Regions from separate parts of the Homo sapiens genome. Here region 1 is linked to region 2. Evidence: chromatin contacts called from ENCODE Hi-C or POLR2A ChIA-PET data. All regions are on one chromosome and are shown on one strand. The core of a region is the stretch at or near the end of the contact, and the rest is flanking DNA. Distances in the headings are between cores, read along the strand shown. Region 1 holds the start of NCL (nucleolin). Region 2 holds the start of SP140L (SP140 nuclear body protein like).

Region 1 (6,108 bases), core at 2,146-4,645, 1.1 Mb before region 2:
CCTGCCCTGCTCGGCCTACATGGCAGGGACTCACCCTGCAGGCTTTGTGGGCTGGGTGCTGGCTGGGTCTGGCCAGCCCTACCTGCAACTCAGGGGGAGGAGCAGGGGAGACACAGGATGTCCCCAACCTCCTGACCTTCTGAAGCTTCCCTGGCATCAGCCCGGGCCCTCATCATAGCCTTCAGTGGAAGAGCCTGGAAGGGGGGCAGCTGCTTCCTGCTCAGTCCCCTCGGCTTCTCAGCAATTCTATCCCTCATGTCACCACGTCCCTGCGCTAAGCTCCCTCTTTTTTAAATACTCAATGTGATTTTTCTTGGCTAGTTGGAGCCTAACTGAGACACTTATTTCCTAGAAGCCCAGTCCTGGGAAGTGGAGTTAATCCTTGGAAGCCTGCAGACCCCCTCCAGTGGGCTGTCAGATCCTAGCATGAGTATGAGGCCCACTATGGCCTACTGGGTCTCAGGGGTCAGAAGTGCCCATGGGTGTCCCAAGTGGGTGCCTCACTACACAGGTTTCATGGGGGGCAGCCAGACCACAGCAGCAGACAGAGTTGGGCCGGGTCCATGCAGGCCCAAAGAAGCAGCCAGTGGCCACTCAAGGCAGTGGTATCCCTGCAGCTTCTTGGCTGGTGTCTGAGACTAGTCACACTCCCCACAATAATTAGAGCCATGCTCACACCTCTCACCACCATCTAGTTCTTCCTCTGCTAAAACGTGGAGCACTGTCTCCCAGCCTTGGAGCTCAGGGGCAGCAGATAATCTGAGCCAGCTGGAGCAGGTGGGGTCGCTCTTGGCTGGAACGGCCATGGAAAACCCCAACCAAAGACAGCACTTGGGAGAACATCTATGAAAATGTGAAAGTCCATACCCTTGACCCAGCTGTTCTACAGATATGATTTGTGTAAAATAACGTAAGTGAGAATATTTGCTATAGCAGTTTGTAATGGCCAAACATAGCAAAAAACCCTAACTATCCAGCAATGGTGACTAGATAAATTGTGATCCTTCCACACAAGGAATGCCATGTAGCTATTAAAAAGAATGAGGCAGCTCTACATGTGCTGATGTAGGATGAGTTACAAGATACATATAGTTAACACAAAAGAAGAGCTCAGAACAGTGTATATGATAGCGTTTGTATTAAATATAACAAATATACTTGTCTATTTGCACGTACGGCTGAATCTGGAAGGATATACAAGAGACTGCCACTGCCTTGAGACTGGGAGGCCTAGGGGACAGGAACGGGAGGGAGACCTTTTATTGTGCATCTGTTTGAATCTTTTGAATTTTGCACTATGTGTATACTTTACAATTCAATAAATACTCATGTTTTCAAAAGAAAACAAAAAAGCATTTAGAAACAAACAGGCCAGACGTGGTGGCTCACCTTTGGGAGGCTGAGGAGGGAGGATTGATATAGCTGGGGATGTCAAGGCTGCAGTGAGCCATGATCCTGCCACTGCACTCCAGCCTGGGTGACAGAGTGAGATTCTGTCTCAAAAAAAAGAAACTGGGATGACACAGCAGTGTCTTCACTTATATCCTACGCCTCCACTGCTAGCTATGCGACCCTGGACAAGTTAATTTACCTCTATGTCCCAGTTTCTGTAAAACAGTGGTAACTTTTTGGAAAGGTTATTTTGAAGAGTAAGTTAATTAATATGTAAAGAGCTGGAAGAGCGCCTGGCACTGAATCAGCATTATGAAGTGTTAGATATTGCTATTTTGCTGCCCCAGACCAACTCCAAAGCAACGCCACTTGAGCCATGCCGGCTCTCCCTGCTGCTGCTTCTACCTAAATACTTCATTCATTTAACAAATAATTTTATTTTCTTTCTTTTTTTTTTTTTTGAGATGGGGTTTCGCTCTTGTTCCTCAGGCTGGAGTTCAATGACGCGATCTCGGCTCACTGCAACCTCCGCCTCCTGGGCTCAAGCGATCCTCTCACCTCAGCCTCCCGAGTAGCTGGGACTCCAGGCGAGCGCCACCATGCCCGCTAATTATTTTTTGTGTGGAGACAGGGTCGCATTATATTACCCAGGCCGGTCTCAAGTTCCTGGACTCAAGCGATCCTCCTGCATCAGCCTCCCAAAGTACTGGGATTACAGGCATGAGCCATCGCACCCGGCCTTAACAAATGCTTTTCTTTCTGAGACGGAGTCTCGCTCTGTCGCCCAGGCTGGAGTGCAGTGGGCGATCTCGGCTCACTGCAACCTCCGCCTCCCCGGTTCATGCGCCTCGGCCTCCCAAAATGCTGGGATTGCGGATCTGAGCCACCGCGCCCGGCCTGAGGTGATTTTTAACAAGTACAGCCGTAGCTGCAGATATCCTGGTTCTGTAGGAACAATGAGGTATGGATGGATCCATAGCTGGACCTATGGATGGGATGGATCCCCGGCAGGCCCTGGACGGAGGGAAATGCTCTGGTTTGCTAAGCCCGGCATCGAGTGAGACCCACCCACAAAGCTAACCGTGGAAGTCACTGGCGGCCTCCTTCGCCCTGCCGCCGGGGAACCCTGCCGGTGGCTCTCGACCTGCTCCCGGGCCATCTGGTGACACTGACTTCGCAGCCACCACCTTAATTGGCGCATTCGACCCAAATAATAACCAGGGAACCTGTGGGCGGTCAAAGGCCCGGCTCTGCGGTCGGCCCTCCCAGGCCCCTCTCCCTGCCCTGTGAGGCCAGAAAGTTACTTCTCCGAGGCCGTTCCCCATGTCGAGAAATATCTCCCGCTTGAGGTTCTGTGGGGTAGGGGAGGTTCGTGCATTTCTCACAGAAAACCTCGCACAGACCCGCGACTGCCTTTATTAACAGCTCTCAGGAGACTGCCTGCAGCCGGGGGGTGCCTCCGGCCCCATGCTCGCGGGCAAGCAGGGATAAGCTGTGCCTCCAAAAGGGCCAACGGGAACTCCGCGGTCCCTGAACTTCCGGTGCTGGCGGACTCCTCGCTCCAGGGCCACCAGGAGCCGCGGCGTGAGTGCGTGCCGGGACCGAGCGCGGGGTCTCTGAGGAACTCCAAGGCTGCCCAAGCCTACGGACCCAGCCACATTGGCGAACCGGAGACCGCCCGATTCCACCACCCCCGCGCTCCCCTCACAGCCGGCGCCAAAAACGCCAGTCCCACGACGCAGGCCGGGACCCGCGCGCCCACGGCCCAATCAGCGCGGACCTTGCACAAAGCGAGCCCCGCCCCCACGGCGCCGTTGCCAGCCCCTCCCCCTCCCGTGGCCGCCTCGGCCCGCCTACTCCCCGCCCCGCGCCGTTCACGGTTAGAGGCTCGCGATTGGCTCATGGGGACGGCCGCGAGCTTTGGTTGGTCGGCGCGGAGTCACGAGGGCGCCGTCGTCGCCTTTCCACAGGCGATTACTGGGCAGGCTCAGTCTTTCGCCTCAGTCTCGAGCTCTCGCTGGCCTTCGGGTGTACGTGCTCCGGGATCTTCAGCACCCGCGGCCGCCATCGCCGTCGCTTGGCTTCTTCTGGACTCATCTGCGCCACTTGTCCGCTTCACACTCCGCCGCCATCATGGTGAAGCTCGCGAAGGTAAACGGCCTTGAGCGCGAGCGCAGACGTGTAGGCCTGCTTTCCGAGGGGCGAGCGCGGCGCCGCGGGGAGGAGGGCCTGCGCGCAGTCCCGGGCGCGTTCTAGGGCGCCATGCTGCGGGAAGTCTCGCGCGATTAGTGGGGAGGTCTCGCGGCTTCTGGCTACTTGGTGGCGAGGTGAAGAGCTTCTGCAGGTGCTGGGGGCGGCGAACGCGGCGGGAAAGACAGAGTCACTGAGCGCGGGGAGGGGGCGCTGGGCCTCGGGGTGGAGAGATGAGACCAAACTTTTGCGACGCGTACGAGCTGGGACTCGACTCCTGACGCACGTGCCCGGGAGCGCGGCCTGCCACGTGGGCCGCGCCGCGTGGGTCCTGGAATCTCCAGAGGGACCGGGTGCCTTGGGCCGGGAAATGGCGGTATCGGCCCTAGTCGGAGTCCCGGCTGCGCTCGGATGTCTCCGCCCCGGCCTGGCAAGCCGACACGTGGTGGGCCCCGGAAGGTGGCTCTGCCGCGTGCCTTTTGCGCTGTGTTTCGGGCACGTGGTGGCCTACCAGGTACCCCCACGTGGCCGCGCCGCCTCTTTAAGGGGCGGGGTTGTCTCGCTGGGAAAGGCATAAGCTTCATGAGAAAATCAAGGTAGTCATTTTTTTAAGTGCCTTAATGATCTTCACCGTTAATTTGGATTCAGATGAGGGTGGTAGAATAAAGTACCGGGATTTGTAGTATTAAAACACGGTTGTGCTTAACTAAGGTAACGGGAGGAGAAATCATTTCCTCAGGTTGACTTTTTACCTTAGGGCAGGTTTTCTGTTGGTAAAGCCTGGGAGGAAAAATGTGGGCGGTTGAGAGTAGTCCCTCTTGCATTGCCATCAGGAGTAGTTTCTATGTTAGTTGTGGTGTTTGGCACTATGAGAAATGGATCTGAGGACGGAGATGATGGCGTATGAACACTAATGGCAAAATATGAATGGCCTGAAATGTCGAGGTGGAGGTGTAATGATCTATTTGTGTCCATTTTAGGCAGGTAAAAATCAAGGTGACCCCAAGAAAATGGCTCCTCCTCCAAAGGAGGTAGAAGAAGATAGTGAAGATGAGGAAATGTCAGAAGATGAAGAAGATGATAGCAGTGGAGAAGAGGTAATTTTATCCAACTTAATGCAGAATTATGTTAAAACTACAAAATGGAGAGTTAAGACATGAAATTGGATATCTGTGGCAAAAATAAGATTTTATTCAGGTATGTCTTATTGTAGTGGTTGAGTGTTTCACAAGCTCTTCATTGACATGTCAAGATGTCATTTGGCTAAGTATTTGAATGTGAGTGTAAGACGAGATCTGGGAATTTCTTTTACATGTTCCTCTGCAGGGCTTGGAGTGTGATTTGTTGTGTTAAATCATTACATTTTTCCAGTTTCAACATGTTAGCCTCACCCCCACATGTAGAGCTGGGCATTGTATTCAGAGCTGAGGATAACCTTACCAGATTCCTTTCCTAGCCTCCAATTAAAATTAATTGGTCTCCATTCCATTATATATAAACTTTGTAATACTACTCACTGTGTTTTATAGTTATCTCTGGTGTAGACTGAGGGCTGCCACCTCTCTTTGTGTTACCATTGACCCTCTTTAGCACTCCTGGCCTTTTATTTGCTCACTATAAAGACAGCTGAGCACTGAATTGTGCTCAGGTTTCTCGTTGAGAACTGAATGAAAGTTTTACTCTTCCACACATTGCCTGATAAAACTACGGGATTTTAATGTAGCTAAATGATGACTTTTATCAAACTACCATGCACACTCTTTGATGTGTGATAGTTTTGTAAGGAATATTTATATTTAGCCTATTCATTTTTTGTCTCAGGTCCTAAGAATTGAGCTTCACTGGGCTTGGTACCGCCACCCACTGTAGGAGCCCCAAATGATTTAATAAGTTAATGCTTGGAGCCTCCTATGTGTAAGGTTCTGAATAATTTACACATAGCAATTCATGATCCTTAAACATGTAAGGATGATACTATTACCATTTTCAGATGAGAAAGTTGGGGCTTGGGAAAGTATGAGGTGTAAGAATTCAGAGGGTCTGGTTCAGAGGTATTTTTAAGTGTTCAAAAGAGTTCCTTATGTCTGGGTATTCACCTTATGATAGGGGCTCTGACTTAAGACAACATAACAGAAGCCTGGAGTTTAACATGCTAATGTGTCTAGTGCATGTGGTCTTGAACCAGAGGCATTGCCAGAGTCTAACATCTCATTGGGACCATGGTTATCTTTTTGGGTGTGGGGCTGGACTTACTGGTTTGGTTTTCATTTATTCTCAAGGTCGTCATACCTCAGAAGAAAGGCAAGAAGGCTGCTGCAACCTCAGCAAAGAAGGTGGTCGTTTCCCCAACAAAAAAGGTTGCAGTTGCCACACCAGCCAAGAAAGCAGCTGTCACTCCAGGCAAAAAGGCAGCAGCAACACCTGCCAAGAAGACAGTTACACCAGCCAAAGCAGTTACCACACCTGGCAAGAAGGGAGCCACACCAGGCAAAGCATTGGTAGCAACTCCTGGTAAGAAGGGTGCTG
Region 2 (6,435 bases), core at 2,947-5,446:
ACAGCAGATGCTTCCAAGATCCCCAGCGGATGCCTGAAACTGCAGATAGTACCAAACTCTGTATATACTATGTTTTCCCCCATCTATACATAAATTAGGCATAATAAGAGATTAAAAATAATATTTAATAATAAAGTAGAACAACTATAACAATATACTGTAATAAAAGTTATGTAAATGTGGTCTCTTTCTCTCTCTCAAAAGATTGAACTGTAGATATTAGCAACCTTAGCATGTGATTTTTTTTTTCTTTCAGGAAATTTCACATTTTCACTTAAAGGAAGCACTTGACGGCTTCTCTTTGGCATATCTGAATGGCCAGCATCAATCCTCATGTGCTTTGGGGCCTTTATTGACTAAAATCAGGGTTCTCTGAACACAAGCACTGAGATACCATGACAGCCGATCTGATTACCAGGATGGCTACTCAGTGACTCATGGACTGGTGGTGTCCACATTGTGGATACGCTGGATAAAGGGACAGTTCGCATCCTGGGCGGGATGGAGAGGGACAGCGTGAGATTTCATCACACTACTCAGAACAGCAAGTAACTTAAAACTCATGAATTGTTTATTTCTGGAATTTTCCATTTAATGTTTTTGGACCATGGTTGACTATGACTAAATGAAACCTCAGAAAGTGAAACCGTGGATAAAGAAGGACTACTATAGTTAATAATAGCATAAAGATATCAAATATCTATGAAGAAATCTAGCAGAAGTACAAGACCTTCAGAGAGAAAAATACATTTTAATAGAAAACATTTCTAAACTAATCATATACGTGAGCCATATTCATGAGAATGGAAGGCATAATATTGTAAATATGTCGGCTCTCTTCAAATTGATCTATAGAGTCAGTGCAATTTCACACAAAATGCCAAGATTTTGACAGGCTAATTTGGGAACCCAAAGTTTAAGACATTTTGGAGGAAGAGGAAGAGATTTTGCCTCGTCAGATGTCAAGAGTTCCTGGAAAGCCTCCATCGCTACGGCAGTGTGGTACTGGCATAAGAAGAGGCTCTTACAGGCCAGGGGCAGAGAAGAGAGAACACAGAAACACACCCTGCCTCTATGGCCACCTGGTTCACAATAAGTGGGGAAAAGGGTAAGATAATTAATGGTGTCCTCAGAAAAATTGATAAGAATAAAAACAGAGTCTTCAAACTGTAGCTCAGATGAAAAACAATTTGGTCTCTCTCAGATAAAATAGGAACCTTGAAAAAAACCATGACTCTCCCAGATTACAACAGAGCAAATGGGATATTTAGGGTGAGCTGCCCTGGTCGAGCCTGCCCAGATGGGTTGTAAAGCCACAGCAGGCACATGGAACACAAGATCAGATAGAATCAGTCTGGAAGAATATCTCAGAGACGATAATAATATCCCAAAGTTCTTAACATTGCACAAAAACCTAAAAAAGAAAAACCATGAAGATTGAACGAGAAATGAACAAAATGTGGAATACAGGGGAGCTTGCAGAGCTATAGAAACAAATTAAGATCCCTCCTCAAAAATAAACACGATCAATTTTTTTAAATTGGAAATTACAAGAAACAAGAAATCTACTGAAAGCTAGATGTATTAATCTGTTTTGACACTGCTATAAAGGAATACCCCAGACTGGGTAATTTATAAACGAAAGAGGTTTAATTGGCACACAGTTCTGCATGGCTGGGGAGGCCTCAGGAAACTTAAAATCATGGCAGAAGGTGAAGGAGAAGCAAGTGTCTTCTTCACAAGATGGCAAGAGAGAGAGCACAAGGGAAGCTATCATTTACAAAACCATCAGATCTTGGGAGAATTCACTCACTGTCATGAGAATAGCATGGGAGAAGCTGCCCCCATGATCCAATCACCTCCCACCAGGTCCCTCTCTCAACACCTGGAAATTACAATTCTGATTACAATTCAAGATGAGATTTGGGTGGAGACACAGAGCCAAACCATATCACTAGATAATTGTCATGGAGGAAAAGTTTGAGACAACTATTGTGAACTCAAAGTAAAAAACTGAAAAGATGAAAGGACCACGGGGAAGATAAAAGCTGTGAAGGCTGAAGTTGCTCCAATGTAAGAATAATTTTGCCTAAAAATTGAAAAAGAAAATGTCAGAGATTTTAGAGAAGGAACTTTTCCTGGAACAAAGGCAGAATCAAATCTGCCACCTTAACAGAAGAACGACTTTAAAAACTGGCCGTGCTCACAGAGTGCCTCAGCAACTCTCTGCATCACTATTTATAATGAGGGTGCATCTGTCTTATAAAATCTATGTCGTAAGATGTTTATACATGAAATTTTAAGCTGTTAATAAGATAAAAGTCACCATATACAAATGTAAGGGACAAGAAAAGTATATTTATACTTTGCAGAATATTTAGTGAACTCTCCCATATCATGAAAAAAAGACAAACACCTCAACTGAATCACATTGGCAAAAAATAAACAAAAAAATTATGGAAGAGGAAATTTCAGTGGCCAAGAAACATGAAAAGCTGTTCAGCTTTCCACATTATCAGGAAAATACAAATTAAAACAAATTGTAATTCTTCATCACCTTTGCAGACTTTGGCTGTGTGCAGGAAGATGGTTCATCTCATTTGCTACTTGTGAAACACCTCCGTTCAGCCCCCTAAAAAGACAATTTGGCAGGATCTATAAACAAGTAAATAACAGCACCCTTTGCTTCAACAATTCCACTTTTTAAGGTTTAGGCACAAGAGAAATACTTGCATATGTGCAAAAAAAAGAGAAATATATAATCATTATTATAGCTTATTGATAAACGTGAACAATTTAAAACAATCTAAATGTCCTTCAATTGGAGAATGGTTAAAAAATTATGCTATGTAAATTCTATGGAATAGTATATGTAAAAAGAGTGAGGTAGATCTATATGCATTAAGGTGAAAAGATCTCTAAGATTTCCACCATTAAAATGAGTAGAAATGCAAAATGCAGAATAGCACGCACAATGTAATTCCATTTATTACAAAACGAGAACACAAATTATATGTTTACAAAAACATACTTCATACACGTAAATGCATCGAAAAATATGAGAAAAGTTATGCCGAAGACTCTTCACAAGACTGTGAAAGGAAGCTACAAGGCGAAGTGAGTGGTGAAGAAGACTTTTTCGTTTATACACTTCTCCACTGTTTGAAATTTTATGAGTAAGAATGTAATGTATTTCTTTTGTATTAAAAAATTTAAAAGATTAAAATCGCTTGAACCCAGGAGACAGAGGTTGCAGTGAGCCGGGATTGTGCCACTGCACTCCAGCCTGGTTGACAGAGTGAGACCCTGTCTCAAAAAAATGAAATAAAATAAAAAGATTACGTAATGTTATTTATAAACTCGTTACTAGAGAAAAGATAGGATTTCCATCTCTTTTCTGGTCAGAGGCATCCCCCATCTTGGGACAGGAAATTGAAGTAAAAATAAAAATATTTAGCTTTCTGCCATCCTGGGCCTTTTTCTTCTTTTTCCTTCTTTGGATCAAGGTCAATTGTATCAGAACTCACACCCTGAGTCAGTCAAGGAAATAGCCCCAAAGCTGACTGAGGCCCCTTGCCAAGACAGGTGAAACCACAGTTTCCAATGTTTAAAAGTAAGCCAGCTGTTTACCCTGGAGTGTCTATTTCCAAACTACCTTCTTTGACATGACATATGTGAAGGTAGAGAGGGCAGAGGGATGTGAAAGGGTTGGGAGATCATGAGGAAATGTTTGTTGAAACACAAACATATAATTTGTGTTCCTCATTCTCATGAGGAAATAATAACTCTCAGTCACAAATGACTGAAACGACTGTTCAGAGTGTCCCCGCCAGCTGAGCAGTAGTTTCAAAACAAGAAAAGTCATCTGTGTTATGGCAAGCTGGACTCACACAAACAGCTGTCCTGCTGCAGTTGTAAAAATCTGATTTCCTTATTACATTCTCTTTTATTCCATTATATTACACTACCTACCTATGTTCTTGCAAAGCAGGACTAAACTGAAGCTTTAGACAGAAACTGAACTACAGGCATGAAAGCTCCAATACTGCCAGAGATAAAGGTGAAAGGAAGAGAGATAAAGACTCACCTGGTGCTCAGGTCGCTGCCCCCACCTGCCATCGTCCCACCCTAGGCCCTGCCTGGGTGTCAGAGCCTGGCCTATGAGCTCCCCAGTCGGCCCAGCCTGCGTGCAGTGTGGCTGCCCTGACCCGGAGCAGGAAGTCGGCCGACAGACTGACTCACCCTCACAGATTTCTGCCCAAATGGGGAAAAGAAAAGTGAAAGTATTTATTTAACTTCCTGCTGGGATACAGACACCGTGTTTCTCCTCCTTTTTCACTCCAAGGGGTTCTCAGCTTTTCTGAAATGTGGCAGACGGTTGGAGGAGAGGCCTGACAAGCAGCAAGACCTGCAGGACCAGGGAAAGGAGGGCCCAGAGGACGAGCAGGGCTGGCTTCCGGGAGTCCACTTGCTTGTGCAATGGACAGCAAAAAAAAAAAAAATGTCCTTGAACCAAAATAGTCCTTAGCTGCTCTGCCCTCTTAAGAGGGGGCATAGTTTACATGGGAGTTGGGGGGAAAACTCCATGTTTGCCCCTTCCCCTTGCTGAAATGGCTGGGGGTGAGAGTTGGAGGGTTGGAGGGAAAGCCAGAAACTTCAAATCTTCTCTCAGGCCCATGGGAGAGCATGGACTGGACTAAGGTAGGTCCTGACATGGGGACCCAGGGCTGGAGAGAACCAAAATGCTCAGCATTATAACCTGGGGAGAGTGTTCTTAGCCTTCCTGGAAATCAGCCAGAAGTAAGAGAGAACTCTCCACACCCCTGGGACCAGAGGCTGGAGCCAGCATGGTAAGAAAGGCAAACATTTTAAGGGGCAAGGGTTTAAGGAATCTTGACTATGGGGCCACCTTGGAACAGCCAGGGATGAAGAGAGCTTCGGAGAAGTCACTGGAATCTTGAGAGAACAAAAGCTTCTCATTGGAGGAGGATGGAGGTTGGAACCCAGATGATCTAGACATGGAAGGGCAGGGTGGCTCCCGCGGGAGGTTCTATCTCTTCCCAGATTTTCCATTTAGATTCTGATTCAACATTCCTCAGAGAACAAGAAGCGACCGAGAAGACTCGCTTTACATCAGTATAAAGTCATAGGTAAAGAAATAGAAGCAAAGGGCGCATGAGAATGGGGCCACAGGACACAACCAGGGACCAGAACTCCAGGCTGGACCATGGGGCAGAGACAGGGAGGCAGCTGGGAGCCTGGGGGCGCTGGAATCCAGGGCCCAAGGTGAGCAGAGGGTGGAAGCTGGTGAGGATTCAGGGGCCAGAGGGGATGGTGCTCCAGAGCCATGTTTTCCAAATTACATTCTGCTGAATCCAACTTTTTCCAGCCCCCACCCCCAGCCATCTCAGCAAGGGGAAGGGGCAAACATGGAGTCCTCCCCCAACTCCCATGTAAACTATGCCCCATCTTAGAGGGCAGAGCAGCTAAGGACAATTTTGGTTCAAGGACTTTTTTTTTTTTTGCTGTTTATTGCACAATAGTTGGAAGCTGTGAATGCTTGTTCAGGTACATTTGAAAATACGAGGGTGGGGGGTTTCTACCCTGATTCTACTGGTGCCCTGCTTTCCCCAAAATGAGTTAATAAGCAGGTGCCAAGACACTGGTGAGGACAGCTTTTCCAGTGGGCGAGGTCACTGTTTCTATCAGGTACTGCACACCTGTAGGTCTCTCTCTCTCTTTCTCTTGCTCGCTCCCCCATGACTCCCCAGTTTTATGGAGGCACAGTGGCTGGTAAGCTGAGCATCTGTTGGGCACAGTTGTCCTCTGATCCCAGTCTCCATGGAGCACAGCAGCACTGACAAGGCCTGGCGCGGACCACACCAGTCGGCTCTGGCGTCTGCACTCACCCCTCTCACTGCTCTTGGGCAGCAAGCAGGCCCAGGCCACTGAGTGGCACTGACATATGTACCAGCTTTTCTCTGGGTGTGCTTAGGGGCTGGAATTCCAGACCAATGAGCTGGCTGGAAATCTGCAAGTGTTGACCTTTACAGGTGGACATGCCCTTGCTAGGGCAGCTCCTGACAGCAGGGAAGGAGATGTTCTTGTCAGACAGGGTTGGAAAAAGCTGAGCACACACCACACTCTGCAAAAGCAATGCCAGTTAATGGAGAATCTCTAGGCTTCTGTGGGAAAAGCAAAGTTTCTTTGATCTGGAATACATCAGACACACCTGGGTTGGGAAAGGGACAGGACCAAATTAAGAAGTAGTATGAAGTTCTAAAAATCCTGCTGGATTGTTTAGAAGGAAATAATGGAACTCCTGGAGCATTTTCTATGGCTGCAAGGAGTACAGGCAACAGGGAATGTTTTTGCTGTCACAGAAGTAGTTCCAGTTACTGGAGCCTGGAAAACTCAGAAGCAGGAGAGGCAGTG

The links. Hi-C counts contacts between places; a loop is a spot of excess contacts on that map. ChIA-PET counts read pairs that join two places held with the same protein, here RNA polymerase II (POLR2A). Pooled maps may share reads with other maps.
Region 1: a loop to region 2 is called in a pooled map, with 5 times the contacts of the local background. The contact joins the promoter of NCL here to the promoter of SP140L in region 2. A Hi-C loop is called at or near these places in 1 of 50 pooled maps. POLR2A ChIA-PET finds 5 or more read pairs at or near these places in 2 of 52 experiments (T-cell and activated naive CD8-positive, alpha-beta T cell).

What each region holds. Positions count from the first base shown.
Region 1 is chr2:231,461,771-231,467,878 of GRCh38, reverse strand. It overlaps NCL (nucleolin), which reads left to right and starts at 3,395. Exons shown (of 14, transcript NM_005381.3): 1 at 3,395-3,543; 2 at 4,563-4,679; 3 at 5,862-6,108. The coding sequence starts at 3,526. RefSeq lists enhancers at 2,841-2,940, 3,451-3,640, 2,986-3,655, 3,701-3,750, 3,656-4,327 and silencers at 3,071-3,420, 3,767-4,136.
Region 2 is chr2:230,324,954-230,331,388 of GRCh38, reverse strand. It overlaps SP140L (SP140 nuclear body protein like), which reads right to left and starts at 4,196. Exons shown (of 19, transcript NM_138402.6): 1 at 4,088-4,196; 2 at 2,558-2,632. The coding sequence starts at 4,119. RefSeq lists an enhancer at 4,053-4,522.